2 separate regions of the Homo sapiens genome follow, and region 2 is linked to region 1. Evidence: chromatin loops called from intact Hi-C (ENCODE). Cell type or tissue: sigmoid colon. All regions are shown on one strand. Links, peaks and the distances in the headings refer to the core of each region. The heading gives the core; the rest is flanking DNA.

Region 1 (11,717 bases), core at 2,377-10,376:
TAGGAAGAGGGACAGAAGGGCATGTCTAAGCTGTCACAGCTGCAGGTCCACTCAGGGCTGAGCCTGGAACCAAGCAATCATGACTTGATGCCAGTGGAGAGAATAATTGTGTTGATTGACATATGAATTTGAATATAAACACTTTGAAATGTTTAATTTTGAATTCACTTGGCCCTTTATGAACGTTACACATAACTTAATTTCCAAAAGTATTTATCTGATTTTAATTGTATATAAGATGATAATACTGGTTTCATTGCTAAGGGTATCTCTTTCCTGGCCCACATACATTATTTTTCTTTTTAGCCTTTCTTTAAAATGATGCAAGGGGAGATAGTATTATATTATCTAGCACATTTAATGCAAACCAGATATGTATTTTGAAAATTCATATTTTTTATTTTTTTAGAAACAAGGTCTTATTTTGTTGTCCAGGCTTGAGTGCAGTGGTCACTGTAGCCTCTAACTTCTGGGCTCAAGGGATCCTCCAATTTCAGCCTCCAGAGTAGCTGGGACTACAATCATGCACTACCATGCTTGACTAATTACTTTTTTATTTTTTGTAGAGTTGGGTCTTGCTGTTTTGCCCAGGTTGATCTCAATCTCCTTGCCTCAAGCAATCTCTCTGCCTCAGCCTCCCCAAGTGCTGGGATTACAGGTATGAGCCACCACACCAGATCTTAAACATGTTTACTAGACACATTAAAAGCATAAAAAGAATTACAGAAAATTATTTTCAATAATATATTTTATTTAATCCAATGTACCAAAATATAATTTCAACATTTATTCAACATAAGACATTAATAAAATATCTTTACATTATCTTTCTTGAACCAGGTCTTTGAAATCAGGAGTGTATTTTTACATTCATGGCACATCTTAGTTCCAACTAGTCACATTCCAAGTGCTCAATGGCCACACGTGGTTCGTGGCTATCATGTTGTGGGGGCACAATTCTAGCGGCTAACAGTCACCCCACTGGTCATATTCTGGCTCTCTCGCCTTTTAGCTGTACAGACTCAGAAAAGTTAGTTAACCTCTGTCAGCCTCATTTTTCTCGCCATAAAGTAGAGATAATAATAAGGACCAAATGAGTTCATGCATGAAACTGCACTGAACCTGGGCACAGTTTTGAGCTCCTGGGATGCCCTCAATAAATTTCAACCATGCCAGGACTATCACAGCAAAGCTACTGCCTACCCTGGCTTCCATCATTCAGAACTTGCCCAGACTAAATATAATGTTCAGTTTCTGAAAACATTAGACTCTCCATTTCTCTCTATAATTTTTTATTATACACGTGTAGAGACACACATCTATATTATATCTTTATTTTAACCTAGCAATTCTCAATTGTTTATGCCCCACACCCCCCACCCAGGGAACATTTGGTAATGTCGGGAGATGTTTCTGTTGTCACAACTCGGGGTGGGGTTGCTGCTGGCAACCTAGTGGATGCTGCTAAGCATCTTACAACTCATGGGGCAGCCCCTCCATGACCCCAAATTTCAATAGTGCCGAGGGTTAGAAACCATTTTAACCAGACTAAAATGTGGACACACATGTGTATATGTGCCTTTATTATTCTTTGGTGTCGTTTGGGACAATTTAGAAGGTAAATTATAAGTAAACTATCATGGGAAGACACCCATCCATGATCCTTGTGATGTCTGTTACTTGTTGTGTAGAGGGTCTCTGCACAAGAAATTCCCTATATAGGCTTCTTCAGGCTTTCAGGAGGGGAGGCAGTATGGTTTAGGGAGTCAGATGTGGGAGGCAGATGAGCTCCCACACTCCTGTGACCTGCCACCAGTCAGTGGAGGCTCCACCATTGTGGGGCTGATTGGAACATGACAAGGATTTGGCTGCCACTGGACTTGCTTGCTTGCCAGGAGCGAGTGCCATGTGAAAGCTGACAGCTGCCTTCCTGCCCCCTGAAGTCTGCAGGGTCACAGGAGCCAAGAGAAGGAGCAGCAGCCCCGCAGTGCCAGCTCTGGGGCAGGTGGCCCCATGAGGAGGGCCCTTCCCACTACTCCCCCCCAGTTATAAGCTGTGACAGATTTACTCAATTCACTCCAAGACTGCTGAGAAATGGTTCCACCGCCCCGCTTGTAGCTCGTTTTAGAGTGCCCTGTTTATTCGCAGGGTTTCCTCGGGGATTTGTAAGCTCCAAGCTACAAGGGGAGTGCAACAGCTTGCTTTTTCTCCTTTGTGTTCTCTTGGGAAGTCCTTGCCGGGGTTTCTTCTAGTCTTGGTTTCTACAGTTGTGTGCTTTTTCCTCTTAGTATTGTGCTATTTTCCCTTGTTTTTTTTCCCGTTAAAGTCTTTTGAGTTTCTTGGGTTCATTTTAGAAGTATCATTGTACACTGCATTGGCATTGAGGCTCATTTCATAAAAAGCCCCAGTGGATGGAGGGTTTCAGTTTCCTTTGCTCTAGATTGTATGGAAAACTCACTTGTGGATCTTCTTGCTGCAAAAAGCTGCTTTGATGCTTTTTTGGTTTCTGCCTTCTTAGGGGTAGCTGTTTTATTTGTGATTTCCTGGCTAACTGTTGATTATGTCTGTCATTCCCGGTGACTAGAAAGGATCCCTCACACTGCCCTCTGTTCATGAAGGTGGATGTGTGGTTCTGGAGAAATACAACACTGTGAAGCAACTTCAGCTTCTCATGCTGTACCTGGTAGCAGGGCTGGTATAGCAGAGATGCCTTGACTGCAAACTGCAGTGGCCACTGGTTCTGGTGACCTAGTTCTAACCCACCCCAGACTAAAAGACCACACTCAACAAAAGAGTATGAGCTGGGAGCAGAATCCCCTTATTGTCCACTAAAATTCAAAGTAAGCACGGGCCCCAAAAGGAAATATTCTGGCTTTAAGACCATGTCTGGTGAACAGATGAATTAAAGCCAAGCGGCTGGCTAGTTGCCTTGCCAATGCTGGGGAGCAATTCCTCTCCCGCGTGGCTCCTACTCTCACCGAATAATCAGGTTCCTTCTGGCTACCTGGAAAATGCAGAATCAAACACCTGTTTAAGTAGATGTGGTGAGCTCTGGGCCTGCCACCACCAATCCATCTGCAGTGCACGACATAACATTCACCAGCTGCTTTACTTAGCATGAGGTGGGAGCACGACGCTTTGATGAAAGCATCAACAACACACTTAAACCACCACTGAGTCCAATGATTTCCACATCAGTGGGGAGGCACAGGCTTGCAACCTGGAGTCTGCCAAGGTTTGCCCAGGCTGGGGGATGGGAGGGAGGCTGCAGGAGCGCAGCCTAAGCCCAAGTGAGCCTGGGCCCGCTGCTGACCTCCTGAGACCTCGGGCTGCAGCAATCCTTCTTCGGGAGCAGACTGTGGCTTGGCTAAGCCAGCATTTGGATTCTAGAAAAATGAGGGCATTCTGTGGAAGCAGCCATGGAGATCATCATTTTACACAGAGCAGTTCTCGCCTTTGTCTGGGTAGAGCTCAGCTTATGGAGAAAGCCTGAGGAAAGGGGAAAGGTTTTATTTTTTGCCTCTGCATTTGGGCGTGTGTTTGCGTTTTGTGTTTGTGTGTGGCGTTTTCATTTTTCCTTTTGGTTAAGGAGATGTTGAATCTGCGCTCCTTTAATTTTATTGTCACCATTCTGGTCCTAATAAAAATGGTCTTTAAACACAATTAATCATGTGGTGCAAGGCAAACAGCATACTCATTCCCAATACACAGATTCCCTATATTCTCAGCAGCTGATGCCATTCTAGAGAATCTCAGGTTATTTTGAGGGGTGGTGCCAGAAGAAATATCAGAGCCTGCTTCTTAAAACAATTTATGAATAATTGAGTAACAACAAGGGAATCGCTCATCTTTTTTTCTGGCTTAATGTTTGCATCAAAGCAGAATCAGAAATGGAACTGAATCTTTTACTGAGTGCTTAGTACGTGCTAGGCACTATTCTAAGTATATTCTATTAATTAAGTAATTTAATCTTCACCAGGCTACAAGGGAGATATGTCAGTTTTACAGTTGAAAAATCAGATGCACAGAGAGGTTAAGTAACTTCTCAAAGGTCACATTGCCAGCAAGTGCTGGAGACAGGCTGTGAATCAGGGCCATCTGGGTTGAGAGCTGGCAAACCAGGCTGCATCCCAGACTGCTGGAATCCCATGCTTGTATCGGTTTAGAAATGAATTCATTTGTAAACATTTCATGATGAGGCAATTCTAAAGTACATGCTTCCAACATGTAGGCAACTCTTTCTCAGGAAGCCTAAGTGCTTTCTCCTAAAAGTCTTACTCAGGATCCTGGAGAGGGGAGGTTTTGAGTCATCACCTCTTGTTAACTGGGTTCTCACATACTTCAGGGGCTATCCTAGTCCCCTGGGTGATTTCCAGTCCTATGTACTTTGAACTGCTCAGAACTCTGTAAGCAAAATTGTTTGCTGATGTGATGTGCAAGAAATGTGGGAATGGCACAGTGTGGAAAAGCAAGGACACATTTCCAGCCCCCTGAATGGTTTGCATGAGGAGAGTTGAGGCTGCCTCCCCATATGTTTGTCTTCCTCCCACCTCTAGTTGTCTGCTTCCTTCTGGAGTTGCCTGCTATCCTAATGTGTCCCAGGTATCCATTTGTTCCACTAGCATCAGGGAGCAATTGTCTTCAGCCTATGGAGTGTCACTGTTTGACCCAGGGCCCAAATCAAAGTCTTTAGTTACCACACTTGACAAAGGGATTTATCACCAATGAAAAGACAAATCAATCTACTGAAACTTAACTTGGTATTTCTCTGGGAGTCATACCAAGGCTCAGAAGGTCACTCTCTAGCATTAAAAGACCAAGGTGTTCCAAGACCAATGCTATCCATTATGACTTCCCCATAGCCAAGAAATATTCCTTATTGACTAATAACATAAGGGGGAGAAGAATGAGGGCAATGGAGGAGAAACCTTTGCAGTGAATTGATCTTTCACACATGTTGGCTGAGGACCGGAGACCAGGATGGGCAAAGCCTTGGTAGGAATCCCCACCTGCTCCATATGTGCCAGAAAAACTCTGATTTTAACATAAGGTAGACTATTTCCTACATTTTACTTAATTCAATTCCAATGAGAGGAGAAGGCAGAAAAAACAAATACAGGAGACATAGAATGTAGCATCAACTCTCCACTGATTAATTGTGTGATCTTGAAAAAGTCACCAAAGGGCTCTCAACTCAGTTTCCTCACACACCTCATGAGGGATTGGGCCAGATAATCTGTTATCTTCTGCTCAGCAATAATAGTAATAGTTATAATTTCAGTGTGTGTGGATGGAGTTATGCTTCCATTTTTCTTTAGGAGTCTAAAGAAAGTTAAAGTTTCTTCAAATCGTGAAAAATTTAAGGAGCAACCAAGTTTATCATTTTCACTGCATATCATGTGTGTATATATATTCAACAGCTGGAACATAATATAACATTTTTTTTTAGTAATTTCAAAACACATGCCATGTGCTGAATGGAGATTTCTAGGACTTCTACAATTGCTAACTTTAACACTCACCTCTAATATATTCCGACTTAAAGTGTGCAACCTTGTTTAAAATGCACTGCTAAAGCATATATTTTCATGTATTGCTATGTCTGAATGCATGATAACCAGGTTGAAAATCAAATTATCTGTGTTAGGGTGAGTATTATAGTGTGAATACTGCCTGCTGTGCTGTGAATGAATCTTGTAAACACAATCAAATGCATCTTTCCCTTTCTCACGCATTCAGACCCCCACCCTGCTTGGAGAGGCAATTCTTCACCTTCCGCTTCCCATTGTCACAGCAGTTCATGTTTATCGTGGGTGACATCTTCAGCTTCCATGCAGCGTGAGCTATGCCAGGTTGCAACTGAGCTTTCTCCTCCAAACATCAGCCTTCAGATTAAAGCTGTTTCACGAATAATGAAAAATAAATAAATATCCTTATTCCAGAAGTTTGTGAAATGCTTTGTTTAACTACAAGTGTCTGCTGAGAAATTTCTGTTCTCTTAAACTGTTTTATTGAGGGCAAAGGGTAGGTGTTTAAAGGGAGCCATGTTTGCTCCATTGAGAATTTACTAAATTATCCAAATAGTGGAGGAGAGGGATGCTGTGTGACATTCAGAGAGGACCCCAAACTTCAGGAAGCGGCAAGCCAGCAGACAGCCAAGAGCTTTCAGGGAGGAGAGTGAGTCCTCTGCTAAGTCACAAGCCCTGAGAACGTGCTTTTCAGTCACGGCCCCACAGCTGTCTAAACACTTTGTGAGCAGCCATGATAGTCATTCATGGAGTGCACAGCTTAGATAATGAAGAGGCACTAAGAGAAGACTTCATCTGAAGAAAGAGGCTCTATTTTTCCAGTGCCATACAAGGCAAGATTGCTGTGAGATCTGAGCAAGGGATGACCCACGCACAGTTGTCCTGGATCTCTCCTCTTGCTGGCAGCATCCTTGCCTGATGTTGCCAAATCTCCAAAGTTCGCAACTGCAATGTTCGGAAAGGGAAAATAAACTGTGAATTATGGGGTTACCCTGACCAGTTCTTTCCGTAACAACTCAGTTAATCTCTCCCTTAGCAAAACAGTAAAGGTGCTGGTATTAGAGATGGATTGCTCTCTCCTTCCCTGCCTTTTCTTTCTGCTTTTCATACCTGTCCCTACCTAAATTCTCAGCACTCATTGCCCACAAAGGACCTACAGCTCTCAAACAGTTCTCCACCCACTTCTCACTGCACAGCACCCACGCTGGGCAGCCCTTCAATACTTTCCTGGGCTCCTCACTCTCCCTGTCTCCCTGTCTGTGGATCTCTGGTCAATCAGTTATACACTTGATCTTAGCCAAAAAGCTGAGACGTGAGGATAAATCAGTTCTGATGTCTGAGTATCTGATGGGGTTTCATGGATCACCCTCCTCAGGCAGGGTTCCCTTCTTCTCAGAAGTGTTCAATGCCGTTGTCCAAAGGAAGAAGCAATGGTGACATTACAGGCATCGGGGCAGCCTGGGATCCTTTTAGCTCTGGATAGTAAAGCTGCTTCATGAATAATGAAAAATTATTATTCAGGCAGCTGCCTAACCACAGACTAACCCTGGGTGTTCCGGGGAAACTTCCTTGTTGATTTATCATAGACTTTGAGGGTTGAATACTTGCAAGCCCTCTCAAGAATAACAGGAATCATCATTCAGGGATGTGTGACCCCACTGATCCCCCAGTCTTTTCATGCAGTGAAAATAAGGCTAGAATGAACCTCAAGTTAAATTTTAAAGAAGAGGAAAACATCACAATAGGAGATCCTTTATGCTCAGTGTGGACAAGAAAAGGGGGTTCTCATGGCTGATGATGACGCTGTGTTATTAGCAGCCTGTATACAGGACAAAGTAAGTTTTTTAAAAAAGTATCTGACAGAACTACCTCCATTCCTCTGTAGACTTCTCCTCCAGGCATTGACTGATGTCAGCAAAAAGCAGTCCAGGAAAATGCTAGAGAAATGCAGGGATCAGCTTGGAACATGTAATCCTGAAGATGACAATGCTTCTTCATTTTCCCCTGCACCCTCATTTCCACCATGACCCCACATTTTTAAGTGTGCAATCTGTTTCACCCACTTAAGATAGACCCATTAAGATAGACCCTCCCTTAAGATAGACCCATTGTCTGAGGAAGAATAAGTCAGGACTCCTCCACTTTTAAACAATCCCCAAAACTCAAGGCTTGGTACTTCTGAGGACTCCATCTGGGAGACTTCAAGATGGAAAGGAGTTCAGAATTCCCAGAAAAGCATGAAAAACAGGAAACAGGATCCCCTACGTCCTCTGAGCCGATACTTCACATCCATTACTCAAAACTCAGCAAAGAATTGGGCCTCTGGCCAGATCTTCCAATACTATGTTGAATAGGAATGGTGAGAGAGGGCATCCTTGTCTTGTGCCAGTTTTCAAAGGGAATGCTTCCAGATTTTGCCCATTCAGTATGATATTGACTGTGGGTTTGTCATAAACTGCTCTTATTATTTTGAAATACATTCCATCAGTATCTAGTTTATTGAGAGTTTTTAGCATGAAGGAATGTTGAATCTTGTCAAAGGCCTTTTCTGCATCTATTGAGATAATCATGTGGTTTTTGTCATTGGTTCTGTTTATGTGATGGATTACATTTTTTGATTTGTGTATGTTGAACCAGCCTTGCATCCCAGGGATGAAGCCGACTTGATCATGGTGAAAAAGGTTTTTGATGTGCTGCTGGATTCAGTTTGCCAGTATTTTGTTGAGGATTTTTGCATCAATGTTCATCAAGGATATTGACTTGAAATTTTCTTTTTTGTGTGTGTGTCTCTGCCAGATTTTGGTATCAGGATGACGCTGGACTTATAAAATGAGATAAGGAGGAGTCCCTCTATTTCTATTGTTTGGAATAGTTTCAGAAGGAATGGTACCAACTCCTCTTTGTACCTCTGGTAGAATTCAGCTGTGAATCCGTCTGGTCCTTGGCTTTTTTTGGTTGGTAGGCTATTATTTACTGCCTCAATTTCAGAACTTGTTATTGGTCTATTCAGGGATTCGATTTCATCCTGGTTTAGTCTTGGGAGGGTGTATGTGTCCAGGAATTTATCCATTTCTTCTAGATTTTATAGTTTATTGGCGTAGAGGTGTTTATAGTATTCTCTGATGGTAGTTTGTATGTCTGTGGGATTGGTAGTGATAACCCCTTTATCATTTTTTATTGCGTCTATTTGATTCTTGTCTCTTTTCTTCTTTATTAGTTTGGCTAGCAATCTATCTATTTTGTTAATCTTTTCAAAAAACCAGCTCCTGGATTCATTGATTTTTTTGAAGGGTTTTTCCTGTCTCTATCTCCTTCAGTTCTGCTCTGATCTTAGTTATTTCTTGTCTTCTACTAGCTTTTGAATTTGCTCTTGCTTCTCTAGTTCTTTTAATTGTGATGTTAGAGTGTTGATTTTAGATCTTTCCTGCTTTCTCCTATGGTCATTTAGTTCTAAAATTTCCCTCTTAGCAATGCTTTATCTGTGTCCCAGAGATTCTAATATGTTGCATCTTTGTTCTCATTGGTTTCAAATAACTTACTTACTTCGGCCCTACTTTTATTATTTACCCAGTAGTCATTCAGGAGCAGGTTGTTCAGTTTCCATGTAGTTGTGTGGTTTTGAGTGAATTTCTTAATCCTGAGTTTTAATTTGATTGCACTGTGATCTGAGAGACTGTTAGTTATGATTTCCGTTCTTTTGCATTTGCTGAGGAGTGTTTTACTTCTAATTATGTGGTCAATTTTGCAATAAGTATGATGTGGTGCTGAGAAGAATGTATATTCTGTTGATTGGGGTGGAGAGTTCTGTAGATGTCTATTAGGTACACTTGGTCCAGAGCTGAGTTCAAGTCCTGAATATTGTTGTTGATTTTCTGTCTTATAGAGCTGTCTAATATTGACAGTGGGGGTGGGGTGTTAAAGTCTCCCACTATTATTGTGTGGGAGTCTAAGTCTCTTTGTAAGTCTCTAAGAACTTGCTTTATGAATCTGGGTGCTCCTGTCTTGGGTGCATATATATTCAGGATAGTTAGCTCTTCTTGTTGCATTGACCCATTTATGATTATGTAATGCCCTTGTTTATCTTTTTTCATCTTTGGTGGATTAAAGTCTGTTATGTCAGAGACTAGGATTGCAACCCCTGCTTTTTTTTACTTTCCATTTGCTTGGTAAATAATTCCTCCATCCCTTTATTTTGAGCCTGTGTGTGTCTTTGCATGTGAAATGGGTCTCCTGAATACAGCACACTGATGGGTCTTGACTCTTTATCCAATTTGCCAGTCTGGGTCTTTTAATTGAGGCATTTAGCCCATTTACTTTTAAGTTTAATATTGTTATGTGTGAATTTGATCCTGTCATTATGATGCTAAGCTGGTTATTTTGCTCCTTAGTTGATGCAGTTTCTTCATAGTGTCGATAGTCTTCACAATTTGGTATGTTTTTCCTAGTGGCTGGTACTGGTTGTTCCTTTCCATGTTTAGTGCTTCCTTCAGGAGCTCTTGTAAGGCAGGCCTGGTGGTGACAAAATCTCTCAGCATTTGCTTGTCTGTAAAGGATTTTATTTCTCCTTTGCTTATGAAGCTTAGTTTGGCTGGATCTGTAATTCTGGGTTGAAAATTATTTTCTTTAAGAATATTGGTTATTGGCCCCCACTGTCTTCCAGCTTGTAGGGTTTCTGAAGAGAGATGTGCTCTTAGTTTGATGGGCTTCCCTTTGTGGGTAACCCAACCTTTCTCTCTGGCTGCCTTTAACATTGTTTCCTTCATTTCAACCTTGGTGAACCTAAAGATTATGTGTCTTGGGGTTGCTCTTCCATTTTGGTATTCTCTGTATTTCCTGCATTTGAATATTGGCCTGTCTTGCTAGGTTGGGGAAGTTCTCCTGGATAATATCATGAAGTGTGTTTTCCAACTTGGTTCTATTCTCCTGGTCACTTTCAGATTCACCAATCAAACATAGGTTTGGCCTTTTCACATAGTCCCATATTTCTCGGAGGCTTTGTTCGTTCTTTTTCATTCTTTTTTCTCTATTCTTGTCTTCACACTTTATTTCATTCAGTTGATCTTCTGTCTCTGATATCCTTTCTTCTGTTTGATCGATTCGGCTATTGATACTTGTGTATGCTTCACGAAGTTCTTGTGCTGTGTTTTTCAGCTCCATCAGGTCATTTATTTTCTTCTCTAAACTGGTTATTCTAGTTAGCAATTCCTGTAACCTTTTATCCAGGTTCTTAGCTTTCTTGCATTGGGTTAGAACATGCTCCTCTAGCTCAGAGGAGTTTGTTATTACCCACCTTCTGAAGCCTTACTTCTGTCAATTTATCAAACTCATTTTCATCCAGTTTTGTTCCCTTGCTGGTAAGGAGTTGTGATCCTTTGGAGAAGAGGCATTCTGGTTTTTGGAATTTTCAGGCTTTTTGTTCTGGTTTTTCCTCATCTTCATGGATTTATCTACCTTTGGTCTTTGATGTTGGTGACCTTTGGATGAGGTTTCTGTGTGGATGTCCTTTTTGTTGATGTTGATGCTATTCCTTTCTGTTTGTTAGTTTTCCTTCTAACAGTCAGGCCTCTCTGTTGCAGGTCTGCTGGAGTTTGCTGGAGGTCCACTCCAGACCCTGTTTGTGTGGGTATCACCAGTGGAGGCTGCAGAACAGCAAAGATTGCTGCCTGTTCCTTCCTCTGGAAGCTTTGTCCCAGAGGGGCACCTGCCAGATACCAGCCAGAGCTCTCCTGTATGAGGTGTCTGTTGACCCCTGCTCCGAGGTGTCTCCCAGTCAGGAGGCACGGGGTTCAGGGACCCACTTGAGGAAGCAGTCTGTCCCTTAGCAGAGCTCAAGCACTATGCTGGGTGATCTGTTGCTCTCTTCAGAGCTGGCAGGCAGGAATGTTTAAGTCTGCTGAAGCTGCACCCATAGGTGCCCCTTCCCCCAGGTGCTCTGTCCCAGGGAGATGGGAGTTTTATCTATAAGCCCCTGACTGGGGCTGCTGCCTTTCTTTCAGAGATGCCCTGCCCAGAGAGAAGGAATCTAGAGAGCATCTCCTTTTTATAGAAGAAGGAATTCAAACACAGAGAGGCTAAGAGCTAGCATTTACATGTTTACACATGCTACATGGGAGAATTAAATCAGCATGAAGCCAGAACTGGGCTCCCATGTCTTATCAGATAGTCTTAGATTTTGATACAACGTTTTAC
Region 2 (11,717 bases), core at 2,429-10,428, 160 kb before region 1:
ACACTTAAATTGAGAAATTGTTGCTAAAAATTTTAAATTAAAACGACAAGATAATTTGGACTGACGTACATTAGAAATCATAAAAATGGAAGTTTGTTAACTTTAAAATGAATATTTTAGTCAACAAATAAAATTCTAAAACAGACGTTTTCACATGCACATATTAAAAGGCATAAACCTTTAGCTAGGGTCACGTATCTATTAAAACGGTCTTGATTTTAATGGTGTCTCTAATTTGGAAAGTAATTTCAGATTCTTAGCCAAGAAGAATCTTGCTTGAACTTTACTTTTCTAGGCTGTACATATACCAGAGAAACATGATCATTTAAATTCTAAAGGATGTTTGTTTCTTTTAATAGCATAGCAGAGAATTAATGGCATGGGGGAGGGGGACGTGACAACTTAACCTGATGTTTGATAGCTGTTTACTTATGAATGTGTGCCACAGATTTCAGTGTCTGTAAAAGAAGGGGAAATAAACAAACCGATGGCTTTTAGGGAACTTAAGACACATGGAAGAAAGTGCTTAGAAGGCTATTGAAATATTTACAAAACAAATCATTTACATTAACTTTCTTATGTGTAGAAACTGGAGTGCCCATGAAAAGACAGAGCCAATTTTGGCTATGAGAAGTATTTCAGCATCAAAATGGTTAACAGTATTATAGCTTCAAAAGAGCCTATTGGCTCACCCTCAAGGATGCCCTGCAGTTGTTGTTAAAGTCATCAGATGAAGCTAGCCTTCTCAGCTAGCCTTCAGATTTGTCTGCTAACAGTAAAAATACTATAATAAATCGGTAACATATGTTGCCAGGCAAGGAAAAGTGATATAAATAAAGAGACTGGGAGACCCAAACCAAGTACAATGTGAAAAGAATTTAAATTTCAATCTATTTGCTGGCTAATTACCATTTGAAAAGTAATTTGAAAGTTTTACTGTTATTTGCTGATATTCTTCCTCATTTTTCTTTTTTTCCTCTTCAGATTGCATTCTTACCCAAATACTCTTCGTGATTGCCTGCTTTGCGGCTTTGGGGTAAGTCCCAGTTTTCCACAACCTTAAGAAAAAAATGCATAACATAAAAGATGCCAGAAAGACTTATGTGTCCTGATAGTCGGGGTCTGTGAAATATACATGGGTTTGTTACGGGGGTGGGAGGCATAATGAAATAAAGAAAAGCGATTTGTTTCTGCAAGGATCAAAAGTGTGCGAAAGTGTGCATATGCAAACGAGGCTCCCATCAGGAAAGCCACCTCTGGAATGTAAATGACAAAGCTTGGAACACACACAATCAATTATTTTCACCAGCATTTAAAATATAGAAAACAAAATCTGCTTTGGGAATTGACTGAATATTTTATTTAGCTTTTTTTATTGAGACATCCTTTGAAAAATGGCATAATATAAATAGTTTTACAAAGCAACAATATAATCAATCTCTAAACTAGAATATAAATCAAGGATTTCATTAACTGCTGGTAGCCAGTTTAAATTGTAGTCTTGTCCATAATGTCTATCTATCTATGTATGTCCAAGTTATATTAAAAACCTTTAAATGGCTTTGTAATATCAGCTACATCTAGCTATTATAATAATTAATGGTACTGTTTTATAAATCAATACATGTATTCTTGATAAATTCATATCCAGTTAATGGTGTAATTTAAATAAAAAATTAATGTAATAAAGGACATACAGAAGCGGGCAGGAAATCTTTAAAGGTTAAGAGCCAAATTTGTCTAAATTCATTTTTAACCTGTTTTGGAAAAGTTTATATTTAAAATCAGCTGAGACTTACCTTGTTTCTGTAAAACTAATCTTGCCATTTCTGGTGGTATCTAGTATTAAATTTGTAAGGTGTTTTCTGACGTTGTTTTAATTACGTAGTTACAATACTGTGGAATATTTTACTGTCGTTGCACTATTTTGTGACTATTGCATATTCTTTAGTAAAATAGAACAAAACAAACTAAAAACATCACACCAGCAATTTATTTTTAATACACAAATGCATGTAAATGATTTATTTTTTGAAAATCTCCAAAACTATACACACATTTTATTTAAGGGGAAAAATGACTGACTAGTTCAATAAATTTGCATGTGGAAGAGCCGAGCATTTTCACTGCTTCCGCTGAGTGAACATTCCAAGAATTTTAGAAAGAAAAGAAAAATGCATGAAAGAGTCTGAAATGTATTTTAACGCTGCACCCGGGTACAGGAACATTCTACCAAAAGATGAGTGTATTACAGTTCTAATGTAAAGAATACATACCAAAGACATATTTAAAAAATAACAAGATTTAGAAAAACAACTGAAGGTTGTATGTTATCAAATACAATATCAAATCTTTCCAAATAAAATTTCATTTGGTTCATAAGAGTACGCGTTTTACAAAAAATATCTTTCAAAATTATGCAGACCAGTCTGCCCTGCCATCCTCCTTGACATGATGCAGAAATGTTCCTTTAATCCACTGAGCTTTTTCTGACATTTTTCTTAACATTGCTGAGCCTTATTTAGAGCACCAAAGGAGGCGTGTGCAGTTTTCTTTGACACTGATGGGTATTTCAAAATGTTACAGAGAGAGGGGGGAAAAAAAAGAAAGAAAAGATTTGCTGCCAGTCACTTCATCAATAGAGCTACAGAAGCAATTACTATTTGTTAAAAGTTTACATTTCAAATGAAGCTAAATTTTAAAGAAGTCTCATCCTTTTAGAAGGACTGGTGCTTGGAAGAGAGAGGAAGAGAATGCACATTAGTGATTACATGTTAAAGTGCACTCAAGTACTGGAACCATTTAAAATGTATTGTGTTTTTAGTTGAAACCTGCAGCAAAACCACTCCTAAGAGGCTTAATTTAGGTTTTATAGGAGGAACATAAAAAAGACCAGGTTACAGCAACATGCTGAAATATGGGGTACATTTTAAATATCTTCATTTAAAAACGTATGTTTATTTCCCCTCCTGGGATCACTAACGTGTGTCTCCACAGAGAAAGCAAGGACATGCATTCTTAAAAATTATCTGTTAAAGGGATCACATTCCAAGACAGGTTTGAGCATTTTTATTACTACAGATAACCTCTTAATTGTGTCACTGCCTTCCACTTGTTAATCAGGGACATTCAACATAGTTAACCATGCAGTGGTTGTCTTTAGAAGAATACATTATCATTAAGGATTAGAAACACATTTTATTCCTATAATCATATTGCATGTATGGTTTTAGCACTGCTAAAACCCTATTTACCTGCTTTAAATACATAACACCTAAGAAAGGATTGAGATGCCTATAACAATGTTGTTCACTACTTCAAACTATGCAGTCCATGAAAAGCTTTAAGAGACAGATAATTTTACTTTTCTTGTCCCCCTCCTCCACCTCCCCCATGTCCCACGCAATTCCTATTTGAATTGATTTTAGGTTTCTTGTGTAGCCACCAGCATCTGAGATACTCAGGTACTCTTTCAGAGACCAAGGTGTAAGTGTGAAGTAAATAAAATCATGTTTCACTGTTGCTTTATCAACCCTCCTAGGTAGTTTTTCTGCCAGCCAACCTGCGCTGTTAAGACCCATAAAATTATGCAATAGTGACTTCTTTGGAGGTTCTCTAATCAGATAATGGCTGGTGTTGGGAGGCAAGGGCCCAAGGCAATGTTGCTGGTACTTAACACTGTGGTTGGTCATTACTTGTCTAGTAGAGACCAATAAACAGCTGATTACTGTCCTATATGGAGCCAATATTTTACATTTATCCTAGTTATTTTTTCCTTTTCTTTTTAAGTTCTTATAACAGGAAGTATTTGTCAAGAAGATATATGAGTAATAGCCTCCCAGGCACCTTAAAAATAAGAATTTTCCTACCATGAAATGATGCCTTTTGTGGAAAGGTGGGAATGATTCTGGTTTTTACAAGAGCAAAGGTTTGATTCGTTTCAAGCCCACTTCTTTCAGACAGGGACACTCCACGACACCATCCCTGCTGCTCCTTGTCCCTTTCCCCCTCTATGACAGGTTCACAGGCTGCAACCAAGGGATTTTAAAATGCAAAGGTTTACATTCATATTTGCACTCTGGCAATAACAGGCCCATTTTGCTTCCTCTGTAAGCCTGTGATAATTGATGCTTCATACCTGGAACTATGTTTCATTTATCTCTTTACTCATGAAGATAGTATATAAATAAAAGGTAATGTATGGAAAGGAACCAACCATCTGAAATAATAGTCCTAAATCCAACTAGATAATCTTTTAAAGCTGTAAGAGTCAGAGATGGAGATTTCTAAACTTTCAAAGAAAACTTGATTGCAAATGAGAAACCTGTGCATTTTTGAATGCTTATTGAATTTGAATGTCTGTGTGGGCCAAAAAGAATCAGAGGGACAAATGGAAGGCAGGAAAGAAAAGGTGTAAATTTTAGATGTGTTTTAAATTAATGTATTTAATGACATATTAGACTCATTACAATTTTATTGACTTTCCCTTTACATTTGAATGTAATTTTTTACTAGCCGATGCAAGCTGCAAAATGGCGAGTCTTCTAAGGTGCCTTTCCTTCCCTGGGATCCTCATCTTAGAATGAGCAGAGGCACATCGATAAGAACTGGACCTTGATTTCACAACCTCATACAAAGCCAGGCAATTCTTGAGCCAAACAAAGGGGGTGTAAGCTATTTCATTTATTTTGATAATCCTCCTCTTGCACGGGAGCATTTTGCTGTCTTTGTCAAAGTGAATGACAACAATTTGGCCAACTCTCTCTGAGCTGCACTCAACAGTGACAGGCAAATTATCAGAGGCCCTGCACTTCTTATTATCAGAGGAGAAGCCATCAGGGGGACGCATGGAGGATACCTCTCCCTTGTCACTATTTGTCAGTGGGACAAGGGCCACTGCTATGGGTAGCTGACAGGTAATTTCAACAATAACAATTACTCCTATTACTGGTGTCATAAACAATTCGCCCAAGGCATGACAATAGCAAAGCTTTATAATTCAATGCCATATAAATAAATGCCAGCAGGTAACAAGTAATTTAGCTCCAATCAAGCTTTCACCCCGGCATTAATATTGTTATTGCAAGAAAATGGAAAATTGAAAAAATTCAATATGTTAATGAATTAAGAGAGGTTCAAGGGCTAGACAAGACGAGTTGGAAAAAGGAAACAAAAATTATTGTGGTATCATATTTGGTGCCATCCTGGAGGCCAAACATCAGTATAATTACTTTAAGACAAGAAGGGGAACTGGAGTGCCTTAGATCTCAGAGCAGGGAAAAATGTGACATGAGCTTTCAAAAAATCCACCTAACTCCAATTTCTGAAGAATATAAGGAGAAATATGAGAGTGTATATATATAATGTAGCATTTCACTGGCTTTCTTTTTCTACCTGAAATATTTCATATGAAGCAGAAGCATGAGTATCAAAGAAACGTTTCCATCTGTTTAAGAAAATTGTATCAGCACCTGCTTCCTTTACATTAAGTCTCATAATGAAACTATTTTAATAATCCTTTTTTTTTTAATCTGGGGTGAAGGTAAAGCTGAAAGTCATCTTTGCTCTCCAGCTGTCCACCTTTTGGAAGTGGACTAGAGGATACAGTGTTATCTTCATACGTAAAACTTCCTGATCAAGCCAATTTGCAATTTTAGTATTTGTCCAGCAAGACAATGTGCCATCATGGTGACAGCAGTAAAAGAATTTGAAAATCTCTAATTAGGAGAGCTGCACACCAATTAACGCATGTCAAATTTCACTTCATCAAGTGCCACTCTAATTTTCCCTCTAAAAATTAATGGATTTTTTTTCTTTTGGTATGTGTGTGTGTCCCCTTAAGGCAATGTTGATTCAAATCTGCTCGAGATGCAGTGTTGCACAGCTAAGCATCTTCTTGATTACAATCCGCCACACTTCTAACTGCGCTCATTCGCACTGCCACGGATACTTTGTCAACAGTCAAATTACACCACGCTGATAACAATGCATAATGGTGTTCCTCCTCCAGTCCCCTGTCAGGAGAGGGGCTTCATAAAAATGTGATGTTTTCTTCTCAACTGTATCTAAAGGAAGTTTGTATGACCAGGTCCCCAGTCAGGTGTTGATTTTTAAAATTAGTTTGTTAATTTCAAAAAAAAAAAAAAAAAGAAGAAGAAGAAGAAGAAGCAAACTGATGGCATATAAAAAGTCCTCATTGAAAAAAAAATCAGCAAAGAATGAGGAATGGAGAATATCTATGGCCAAAGTTTTGCTTAAACACTTTGTTCTGAGACATTTTCAAGAGCACTATTCTTGGTTAAATACCAGATTTTTTTTTTCTTTACTTATGGTCTATAAACATTGGAAGCCTCTCTTGAACAGACTGTATTTAGATTGTGCTAGAAGTTTGTTTAACTGCCATATTTGCCAGAATCCTCAAAACATCACAGGACATAGAAGACAAATGACTTTGTGTGTTGCGGGGAGGGGGGTGGGGGGGAGTGCGTAAGGGGGTCAGGACTGTATATTCCAGATAAATGTTGATTCACTTTTAACTATTTTTTATCCTAGTTGCTTGTTGCAGATTGGTGTGTCTGAGGCATCAGCACGCGTGGTAATATTTCTCACTGAAAAATGAAAGAAAGAAATGTAGTGATTAGAAGATGATTTTACATTTAGTCTTTTTAGAGATTATTTAGATTTCTTATTTTTCAAAAACAATCAGAACCAGAACAAAAACAAGGAAATTAAACAAAATTTTAAATATATTCTCTCATAGATTCTTCAGGGAGTAGAGAACATTCACACGGGTTGACATCCCAGTTTTCTCAGCATGTAAGCATATTGTAATCCTATTTATTCACTAAAAATTTAAATTCATGAGATCTACACTTTATTTTCTTTAATCTGCAGGCCGAATACAGCTTCTTATTCACTGATGACTAACTCAAAATTTTAAAACGATATTTTTAGGTTTGTATTTCCGAATATTAAAAGTGTCTTCCTTATCTTATGGCCCCACCCCAGCATGTTCTTAAGTGGTCTATTTCAAACAAAAGAAAATGACATCCCCCTTTCAACTAGCCAAACATTAGATTCTCTCAGAACTGATTGGGGGTTCACTAGAAGTTTTGCAATTAGATTCATACAAATTGAATTATTTTCTTTTTTTCCAAACATCGTTCTTAGAACTTTATAAATATAGCAATACTGGCTTCACAGTTTCATGTGGCTCGTTTACAAATAAAGGTATTTTAATAAAACCAAGTTCTGTGTACCTTTGAAAAACAAAAAGCTGGAACAATCTCACATTAAAACATTACAAAAGGATTGTAAAGGGAAATTTAAAGGGAGAAAACTTGATCATATAATGCAATCCAGCAGTAATCAATTTTACCTTCAATATCTTGCTTTTGTTTTCAAAATGCTAAATAAACAATACATAATGCATCCCTCATCAGCCAAACCATGGAGGCTCTGTGCTCAAATAACAGGAAACATATTCAATTTTCCTAACAGAAGACAGTTCATTAAGCTGTGCCACATCAAATAAAACTTTAATTTCTCCAGCATCAGAGTCGCAATGAAAGCAATTGAAGAAGATGAGCCATATGGTACTTCTATCAGCAAACACATATTGCTCATTCCCCCAAAGTTTTCTAATTCTGCTCCCCAGACCTGTGTAATATAGATAATGTGCTCCGAGAGCAGCAACCATGAGCTATCTAGTGTACACTTCCAATACTGTATTTAATGGGAAATAATGAATCATAAAAGCCTAGAGAAGACGGCTTTTGCTAACCTAAATCTCAGCTGTAATTTCATTGTTCTGTGCCTAAGATGCTGTTTGCCCTTTCCAAACAACAGCAGTTGAACATAATTATGCTGCTTCGAAGCTGGGTTTGAAAAAGCATCCCTAATATAACCAACTTTCTATTAACTCCTGAAATTCTGAATTTAATGATGCACTGATACAGGCATTGAGATAACCAAGCATGTGTCATTTAAAAATCCAAACAGCATTTTTCTCCTTCTTCTCTTTGGTCAGACTGCTCAATGCTTTTACGCTTCCTCCTCCGCCCCCTGCTTGCGTCCATCCCCCACCCCACACCCCACCCCATGCAACAGGAGTGGCATGATTAAAAATGATGAGATTTTCTTGTTATTAGCAAATTTGACATTTGCCTGATGAAATGCACATAAAATGTGAAAGCTACACAGTACTCAGAAGAATGTCTCCACTCCAATCCTAGCTACCAAGATGAAATAATTTAGGTAAAGGAAATGTAAAGGTCCTTGTACATCTCTTGCTGCAGAATGCTAGGGTTGCGTTATAAATGAAAGAACCAAATATTGCTGAGCTTTTAGAGTGATAGTATTTTGACACATGTGAAGCACATAGTGTTTCTTCTCTCACCTTAGCTGCTTTGACAATTTACTTAAACATAATACACATGCTCAAAAGCAGCAATTTACATGTCGTGAGCCCAGCCTTTCTCTGGTTTGAGATCTTGGGGCTGGGGCTTTGTTCATTTTTAGGAAAAAATGTTGCTTTTTCCTCTAACTAGGTCAATAATTCCAGCTTTTCCATTTTTAAAGCTTATCAAATCATTATTTTACCAACATGATGCTAATTTAGAACATCATCAGATAACACCGTGGATACATATTGAAAACATATTTTAATGGTTTTGTTTGTTTTGGCATCATATGAACCAAGAACAATTAAATTAAAAAGAGACTTTTAAAAGTTAGAGATTGCCTTTTTAAAGCTTATTAAAATCAGCATGTTAACATGCCTGTCTCTGAATTAGCTCTCACACTTGATTGCCATCATTAAAACGAGTTGTTCGGGTGCTGCTCAAAGCCGATTCTTACTAGTTATTAACTTGAAATCTCTTTCCATTGAAATGTAAAAAAAAAAAAAAAAATCATTCTCACTAGTGGAAGAAACAGTCACCAAAACATGAACTAGCACAGCAAGCCAGCAACATTAAACCACGAAAAGACCAACAGGTAAAATAACTACAGTAACATCTAAAACACACTCAGGGAAAAAAAAAAATCACAACAACAACAAAGAAGCAGTTCATTGATTATATTTCATGAATGCCTTAAAACAAATGTTTAAACAGTTTTCTGAAACAGTGCAGAAAACCTCTGCATGCTCCACTGGGTTGCAATGACAATGGTCTATTGCAATGTAAAACACGCTGGAGGATAAAAAGGTGCTTTTTGTTACCATTTTATCAAAGCTGTTCATCTTCGAGCTGCAGGCAGCATTTTGCTGGAATTGCAGATATTTCTCTGTCCAGGCTTCTTTGTTTGTGCATCTCATTTGCATATATTTATCTCCAGCTGAGGGTGCGTTCTGCTCATTAAGGCCTCCCTTCACATTATTTCATAAGCCAGCTGCTGAGAGGGATTTCACCTGTGGTGACTGAGAAAAGAGGGGTGAAAAACTAAATTCTTCATAAAAAGGAAATCTTCAGAGTCTCTTCCCCTATAAATGGGCACCATTTGTGTTAAACAGCCTCTTGTCATGATAGATGCCTCCAGAGGTCAGGGGTTAAAGTTGATTTGAAGGTCAGCAGTAAAACAACAGACAAACCAGACGCCAAACTGGTTCCTTAGCTGTCGGTGGGAGCTGTGGTACAACCAGGTCTTGAACCTTTTTCAACCTCTAATAAAACAGGGGATGAATCTGAAGTGGATCAACCAGGCCCCTGAGGAAGCAGCACAGAAAAACACAAATAATATCAATATCAGGCAGCCACAGGGAAACAATGGGGCATTTCTCCGTGCTACATGCATGCTGCTATTGTTTCAAGGGCTGGGGAATTAATTCCACTTATTTATTTAAGGCGTGTCAACTCACTGCCTAAACCTGTTTCAGTGTCAAGATGGATAAAACTTTTATGGCTCATAAAATAGAGCCATTCATCTCAATGTTCTTTGTGGTGGGTTTTCTTTTCTTTTCTTTTCTTTTCTTTTTTCTTTTTTTTTTTTCTGGCATACTGAGCTAGACCTCTGCTCTGAAACGGTTACATCTGAACCCATTGCTGCTATGATCCACACCATTTAAAAAAAAAAAAATTATTTCACTGGCAAATGGATCTCAACAGAAATGACACAGGGAAGCATTTTAGCTACGATGTAATAGCTCCAAAAATTCTTCTAAACAGTCTGCATGCAGTTGCATCTGTTTTGAGCATGCATTATTTACAAAGCAGAAGTTTTACTATTTTAGAGGAAAAGTTCAAAAGAGATAGCAGTAAAGATATTAGTTTTCTAGAATACTATGTCACATATTTCATTTTACTTTAGAAATGCAACCTTGTTAGGATAGCTCTTTCCCATTCATCATTTTTTGCCCAAGTTTCCACTGTTCCGTAGTCAGCTTATACTGATGTAATAATCAAATGCCTTCTTTAACTTGACTGCTCAGAATTTTATGTTTAATTTTCTGCATAAAATAGCACACATAAATGGAAAAGAAAATGCATTTATATGCTTTTTGTATTATACATTTTTTAAAAGTTCAGTTATAGAATTAATTTTACTTTTGATTTTCTGACAAATGACTTTAATAATAATATAAATAAACAGGTTAACATTTCTAAAGTGCCACACACAATGTGAAGCACATGTATTTTCTCATGCAATTATTAATTCAATCTAAGTCACACAGGTCCACTTAGAATGGACTGTAATAACACTCTTTATTATCCACAACATATTTTAGTTGAAACAAAATGTTCCAGTCACACAATATCATCACCGTAGTAGATCATTATAGCTTTAACAGATGACATCATGGGAACACAGTTGCTTTATATTGAAATGAGTAAAAAGAAGCAATTTGATGATATTTCACAAATTTTCTAATCACAGCCTCAGCCATGTATATTACACGTTTTTGCTCCATTGTAATGTAAATTGATTTGTGGAGGATTCACTTACTGTCTTATCCTAGTTGCTTTGTTTTTGAGTTCTCTATTGAATATTGTAGACTTTACATATGATGCTAGATTATTTCTGATGTAGTCAGTTGGTAGGTAAGGGTTTTCCCACATGAACTCAAGTTTTTCCAGTAAGTAGATCATTTGAGAATGGCTCCAAATAAAAGTGGTGCTTTCACATTTTGCTGGTACACAAACATATGGCCCTGAGGAAGACGGATTCATTTTGGGGTGCTAAGCACTGCTCAAGATGTAAGTGCTTTTTATTTCCCATTTGAACTGGTGCATGCACCTTACAGATGGACCAGTTGCTTTACATACTGGTGGCCCATTTACAAAGCAGCCCTGTTTGAAAACAGATGCTTTCAAGTGGGTCACCAGGCTCTAAGAAAAATATTTAAACCCTTAATTATTGGCTTTTGGTCGTCTATGGCAATGTGTTCTCATTTAAACATAGAGCAGGGGATTTTTCTTCTATAACCAATTACAGTTTAAAAAATGCAACGAATCTTGCTTCACACAAGGAGCTTAACTTGTGGTTGGAGAAATTTTCCAACTTATTAAATGTTGTTTATATCCTCATTTTTGTCTTCCCAAAGCATTTTATAACTCCCTCTGTAACTGACTTATCAATTTTCTTTCTGACCTTTCATATTAAATTTAACCACACCCCCACCCCCAAACCCAGAGCCTCCAAGCAACTAGCCTAGAGCAAAAATATACAATTTACTCTCTCCATATCTCCACCGACGTCTTTCGTTTTTCTTGTACTCT

Evidence for each region. Hi-C counts contacts between places; a loop is a spot of excess contacts. Peaks named below come from ENCODE experiments on the same cell type or tissue, not always from the same donor. Only the 100,000 strongest peaks of a DNase experiment are listed, where the experiment ranks them.
Region 2: a loop joins it to region 1, with 5 times the contacts of the local background. A loop is called at or near these places in 3 of 110 quality-filtered maps.

What each region holds. Positions count from the first base shown.
Region 1 is chr2:66,847,420-66,859,136 of GRCh38, forward strand. No RefSeq gene overlaps it. Among named protein-coding and RNA genes, the nearest start is that of LINC01799, 51 kb to the right of the region's middle. RefSeq lists an enhancer at 4,318-4,612. In sigmoid colon, for the core only: no CTCF peak of the experiment used is centred there; DNase peaks (open chromatin) are centred at 2,954, 3,252, 4,112 and 6,422; H3K27ac peaks cover 733 bases.
Region 2 is chr2:66,690,688-66,702,404 of GRCh38, forward strand. LINC01798 (long intergenic non-protein coding RNA 1798) reads left to right here. Exons shown (of 6, transcript NR_110156.1): 5 at 985-1,036; 6 at 4,516-4,901. LINC01797 (long intergenic non-protein coding RNA 1797) reads right to left here. Exons shown (of 3, transcript NR_110265.1): 2 at 9,224-9,421; 3 at 6,343-6,608. Among named protein-coding and RNA genes, the nearest start is that of LINC01797, 6.7 kb to the right of the region's middle. In sigmoid colon, for the core only: no CTCF peak of the experiment used is centred there; DNase peaks (open chromatin) are centred at 3,615 and 5,928; H3K4me3 peaks cover 5,573 bases; H3K27ac peaks cover 262 bases.